Regions from separate parts of the Homo sapiens genome. Here region 2 is linked to region 1. The links are chromatin loops, found by intact Hi-C in ENCODE. Cell type or tissue: GM12878. All regions are shown on one strand. Each heading gives the region's core, and the rest is flanking DNA. Links, peaks and the distances in the headings are about the cores only.

The links. Peaks named below come from ENCODE experiments on the same cell type or tissue, not always from the same donor. Only the 100,000 strongest peaks of a DNase experiment are listed, where the experiment ranks them.
Region 2: a loop joins it to region 1, with 7 times the contacts of the local background. A loop is called at or near these places in 28 of 110 quality-filtered maps.

Annotation. Positions count from the first base shown.
Region 1 is chr9:6,685,043-6,687,962 of GRCh38, reverse strand. No RefSeq gene overlaps it. Among named protein-coding and RNA genes, the nearest start is that of LINC02851, 18 kb to the left of the region's middle. In GM12878, for the core only: a CTCF peak has its summit at 1,341 (motif pointing right); no DNase peak of the experiment used is centred there; H3K27ac peaks cover 737 bases.
Region 2 is chr9:6,584,245-6,587,164 of GRCh38, reverse strand. GLDC (glycine decarboxylase) reads left to right here. Exons shown (of 25, transcript NM_000170.3): 15 at 1-24. Among named protein-coding and RNA genes, the nearest start is that of GLDC, 60 kb to the left of the region's middle. In GM12878, for the core only: no CTCF peak of the experiment used is centred there; no DNase peak of the experiment used is centred there.

The DNA of each region.
Region 1 (2,920 bases), core at 240-2,739:
GGCGGCACACACCTGTAGTCCCAGCTATGCGGGAGGCTGAGTTGGGAGGATCACTTGAGCCCTGGCAGTTGAGGCTGCACTGAGCTGAGATCACACCACTGCACTCCAGCCTGGGTGACAGAACAAGACCCTGTTTAAAAAAAAAAAAAAAAAAAAGATAAAAAATAATTTTAAAAAGAGAGAGGGGTCCCACTCTGTTGCCCAGGCTGGTCTCAAGTGGTCCTCCTGCCCTAGCCTCCCAAAGTACTAGGATTACAGGCGTGAGCCACCATGCTGGGCTGTGAGACTCCTGTTTTTACAGAAAATTAAAAATTAGCCAGCATGGTGGCATGTACCTGTAGTCCCAGCTATTTGGGAGGTTGAGGTGGGAGGATTGCCCGGGCCCAGGAGGTCAAGGCTGCGGGGAGCTGAGATTGCACAAGTGCACTCCACCCTGGGCAACAAAGCAAGACCCTTCCCAAAACATAAAATAAAAATAAAAATGAAAAATCAACTGGAGTCAGGCAAGGTGGCACATGCTTGTAATCCCAGCACTTTAGGTGGCTGAGGCAGGACGATCCTTTGAGTTTGGGAATTTGAGACCAGCCTGGGCAGCACAGTGAGACCCTGTCTCTACAAAAATAAATTTTAAAAGCTGGCCACGATGGTGCAGGCCTATGGTATCAGCTACTAGGGAGGCTGAGGCGGGAGGACTGCTTGAGCCCAGGAGATCTAGACTGTGGTGAGCCATGCTTGTGCCACTGCAAAGTCAGACCTGGGCAACAAAGTGAGATTCTATCTCAAATAAATAAAATAATTGCTGGCCAGGTGCAGTGGCTCACGCCTGTAATCCCAGCACTTTGGGAGGCCGAGGCAGGTGAATCACCTGAGGTCAGGAGTTCGAGACCAGCCTGGCCAACATGGTGAAACCCCATCTCTACTAAAAATACAAACTTAGCCAGGCCTGGTGGCGCATGCCTGTAATCCCAGCTACCTGGGAGGCTGAGGCAGGAGAATCGCTTGAACCCGAGAGGCGGAGGTTGCAGTCAGCCAAGATCCTGCCACTGCACTCCAGCTTGGGCAATAGAGTGACACTCCGTCTCAAAAATAATAATAATAAGTAAAATAAAATAATAATAATTGCTATTATGTCTGTTGATCCAAAGTCCTGTTTTGGCAGTATTATATGTATTGTGATTAAAACAAAGTGAAAACCATAATTATTTTCTAAGTTGTGTTTCTTTGGGTAGTCAAATGGTCTTGAAATCTGGTGCGTAACAATAAAATCAATAAAAACAGTTCTTGGGATAGAAAATCTCAGGGTTAGTATGTCAGGACATATTTTCAGAAATGAACACTAGATGTCAGCTTTTAGGCAAGCTTTTCTGAGTCACTGACCCATTTTTACCTCCCGACAAAACCCAAGCCAAGTCTTTTCTGAATGTAGAAACTTTCCTCCTCAGGGAACTCCACTTCCGCAGGGCTCTCCCACTGACACCCCTGATAGGGTAACATTTGAGCTATTAAAATTAGCAGGAACTAAACTAGAAAGTGAAGCACCTATGGAGGTTTCTGGGGAGACATTAAATAAAAAACAGAGAAACAAACAAAAAATATAACCTGCAATTCTCTCCCTCTATTGTACTTTACTATCATTTAAAAGAATAAACACAGGCTGGGTGCATTGGCTCATCCTTGTAATCCCAGCAATTTGGGAGGCTGAGGCTAGAGGATCACTTGAAGCCAGGAATTCAAGACCAGGCTGGGCAACATGGCGAGACTCCATCTCTACAAAACGTAGAAGAATTAGGCAGGTGTGGTGTTGTGTGCCTGTAATCCCAGCTACTCGGGAGGCTAAAGCAAGAGAATTGCTTGATCCCAGGAGGCAGAGGTTGCAGTGAGCCAAGATCATGCCACTGCACTCCAGGCTGGGTGACAGAGCAAGAACCTGTCTCAAAATAATAATAATAATAATAATAATAATAAATATATGGCTGTAATCTCAGCACTTTGGGATGCCAAGGCAGGCGGATCATGAGGTCAAGAGATTGAGACCATCCTGGCCAACATGGTGAAACCTCGTCTCTACTAAAAATACAAAAATTAGCTGGGTGTCGTGGCGCGCGCCTATAATCCCAGCTACTCAGAAGGCTGAGGCAGCAGAATCGCTTGTACCTGGGAGGTGGAGGTTGCAGTGAGCCAAGATAGCACCACTGCACTCCAGCCTGGCAACAGAGCAAGACTCTGTCACAAAATAATAATAATAATAATAATAATAGTAATAATAATAATAATAATAATAATAATAGGCCATGGCTGGGCGTGGTGGCTCAAGCCTATAATCCCAGCACTTTGGGAGGCTGAGGCGGGTGGATCACCTGAGGTCAGGAGTTCAAGACCAGCCTGACCGATATGGTGAAACCCTGTCTTTACTAAAAATACAAAAAATTAGCTGAGTGTGGTGGCGGGTGCCTGTAGTCCCAGCTACTCAGGAGGCTGAGACAGAAGAACTACTTGAACCTGGGAGGAGGAGGTTGCAGTGAGCGAAGATCACATGACACTGCACTCCAGCCTGGGCAACAGAGTGAGACTCTGTCTCAAAAGAAAAAAAGAAAAAAAAAAGGCTAGATGCAGTGGCTCACACCTATAACCCCAACACTTTGGGAAGGCAAAGGCGGGCGGATCACCTGAGGTCAGGAGTTCGAGACCAGCCTGACCAACATGGCTAAACCCCATCTCTACTAAAAATACAAAATTATCTGAGCATGGTGGCGCATGCCTATAATCCTAGCTACTTGGGAGGCTAAGGCAGGAGAATCGCTTGAACCCAGGAGATGGAGGTTGCAGTGAACTGAGATCATGCCATTGCACTCCAGACTGGGCAACAAGAGCAAAACTCCGTCTCAATAAATAAATAAATATTAAACATAAAAATAATTTC
Region 2 (2,920 bases), core at 300-2,799, 100 kb after region 1:
CCAGGTCTGTTTCCAGCCAAACAGGTAAGGGCATTTCTTTTCTTATTGTTTCAGCAATCTATTCTTGTATAGCATACACCACAAAACTTAAAGGCTTAGAACAACAACTTTTTTGTGTTATTCTGTGACTTGCTAGACAGTTCCACTCCACTGGGGAGAGCATGGCTAGAAGGTGCATCGTGTTCTCCCTCACATAGCTGGTGAGGAGCTGTGGGCTGGGAGTGCATTTGAGGATGTTCACTAGGGCCATAGTTTTTCTCCATATGGGGCTTTCCTTGTAGTTCCTTGAGCTTCCTTGTTCCTTACAGCACAATGTCGGGGTTCAGAATGCGTGTTCCCAGATGAAGCATGGAGAAGCTGCAAATCTCTAATGGCCGAACCTCCTAAGTTACACTGCATCCCTTCCAGATTAGTCTATCTATTAAAGCAAGTCACGAGGCGAGCCCAGATTGAATCGGGGAGGGGACAACACCTGGGTGTGAATTTTGGTAGATGTCGTTCATTGCGGACTGTCTTTGGAAGCTAGCTTACTACACCTGTCAGTGACACAGCATAAGAAGAAGGATCAAGCACACATGCTGAATTCCAACAAGTGTCTCAGTTTAGCAGGGCCAGGAGAACCTGGATCCTGCTTTGGTAATGTCACTAACTTTGAAAGGTCCCTTCTCCTCTTCCAGCCTCAATTTCTTTGTAAAGGAAAGACTTTGAAGAAGAACAGTGATTTTCAAAAGCAACAGCCTCCAGCAAAATCTCCTGAGCACTTGTTAAAAATACAAACTCCGGGCCCCGCTCCAGACGCACTGATCATAACCTCCAGGGGGTGAGACTAAGACTCTTTATTTTTATTTTTATTTATTTATTTGTTTTTTTAGATGGAGTTTTGCTCTTGTTGCCCAGGCTGGAGTGCAATGGCGTGATCTCGGCTCACCGCAACCTCTGCCTCCTGCATTCAAGAGATTCTCCTGCCTCAGCCTCCCGAGTAGCTGGGATTACAGGCATGTGCTACCACACCTGGCTAATTTTGTATTTTTAGTAGAGATGGGGTTTCTCCATGTTGGTCAGGCTGGTCTCTAACTCCTGACCTCAGGTGATCCGCCTGGCTCGGCCTCCCAAAGTGTTGGGATTACAGGTGTGAGCCACCACGCCTGGCCTAGAATCTTTATTTTTAAGACAAGACCAAGTGATTCTAATACACAGTCAATTTGGAATCCCCTGGATTTGTGGTCTCTCTGCCTTCATGATGATAGATGACAGATGGACCGATGGACAGATGATAGATAGATAGATAGATAGATACATACATACATACATACATACATACATACATACATAGATGAATGATAGATGGGCAGGAATCATGTTATCGGTATGTGAGTTTACATTTTAGAATATCTTTAGAAAATGAGTTATGGTATCTGCCCCTAGGTTCTTCACCTCCTGCTGCTCAAAGTATAGTTCTCTACCAGCAGCCTCAGAGTTGACCCCTCTGGGAGCTGGTTAGTAATGCAAAATTTCTGTTTCAAGATGCCCTACCTTCTGTTTTGTAACATAGACTACACAGCAAAGCCATTTACTTTGTAAAAACAATACACCCTATAAAATACAAACCCTTTGGGAAGAGGGTATGTGGCAATGAAAGGATACAGTGCTCTCAATTGCGTCTTAAAGTCTCACTTCATAAATAGGTAGGAGCTGATAGCATGAAAGTCAAGCTTTAGTATACCTTCTTTAGAACTTCATTACTTATTTTTGTTTTGTTTTAAGAGACAAACCTCAGTGAATTCTGAACCTTGAGTCTATGATAGTTATTAAATGTTGAAAATTAAGAAATTTCGCCCTCTAGTGACGGAATATAATCACATTTTCACTGTCATATTGGAGAGTGATTTTTCAAGACTATTTTAATTCTGGTTATTAGCTCTTGCAGTAAATTGTGATCCCAGCCAGGATCCCAGAAGACTGACCTAAGAATCAGGAAATTTGTCTTCTTAAAGCAGTGGTTTACAGCCTTGGCTAGGAATTAGATCCCATGGTGACTTTATAACATCCCTGATGCCCACATCACAATCCCAGATTGAATCATAATCTCAATGGAGAATGACTGGGGTGAGGGAAGGGACCCAGGCGTGAGTATTTCTTTAAAGTTCCCTACATGATTCCAACTGCAGCCAAGGTTGAGAACCAGTGTCTTAGACATTTCTCCGCTGTTTTTCCCTACATACCTGGTGTTCTTTCTTTGTCCTAATTTTTCTCATTCATATGATGGACAGTGAGACTCCACACCCTATCCCAATCTTGCAGAGGGTAAGAGATCTTCATCATGATGTCGTTCCTGGCAATGATGTCTTCTCCAGTTCCTGAGATTCCCAGCTATACCATCCATTTCCAAGAGCTGATTTGAGCATGGCAGGGGCTTTGCACAATGTTTAGGCTTAGATAAAGGAATGAAGGATGTTTCTGGTCATGAGCAGAAGCTGCTGTGACAGATGAGAAAATGCCTTATTCTTTGTTGAGAAAGTACAAGGGCCATGCTTCTGGTGAGTAAAGCAATTTGATGTCTTAATTCGCAGAAAAAAGGAAGGGATACACCACATATTCCATATATAAGTGATTTTTTTAACCTTGTTTCAATCCTATTTTGGCTTATTTGTGCTAATCTCTGCACAAGTGGGTGACACATTTCTTGTCTTATAATTATTCTGTGTCTACAACAGGGCTTACATATTGGCTAATTTGTCATGATTTACTGCTGGCTAGAGTCCAGTGAAATCTAGGGGACCTATATGCACGTCACATTTTTTGTAAGAAGAAACACAGGTTTCTTGACAACTCTGCACAGAGGGAGAATTTCGAATACCATGTCAGCCACTGATGTTATACTCAAAATAGCAGGTGCAGTCACAGGTGTCATCAAGGAACC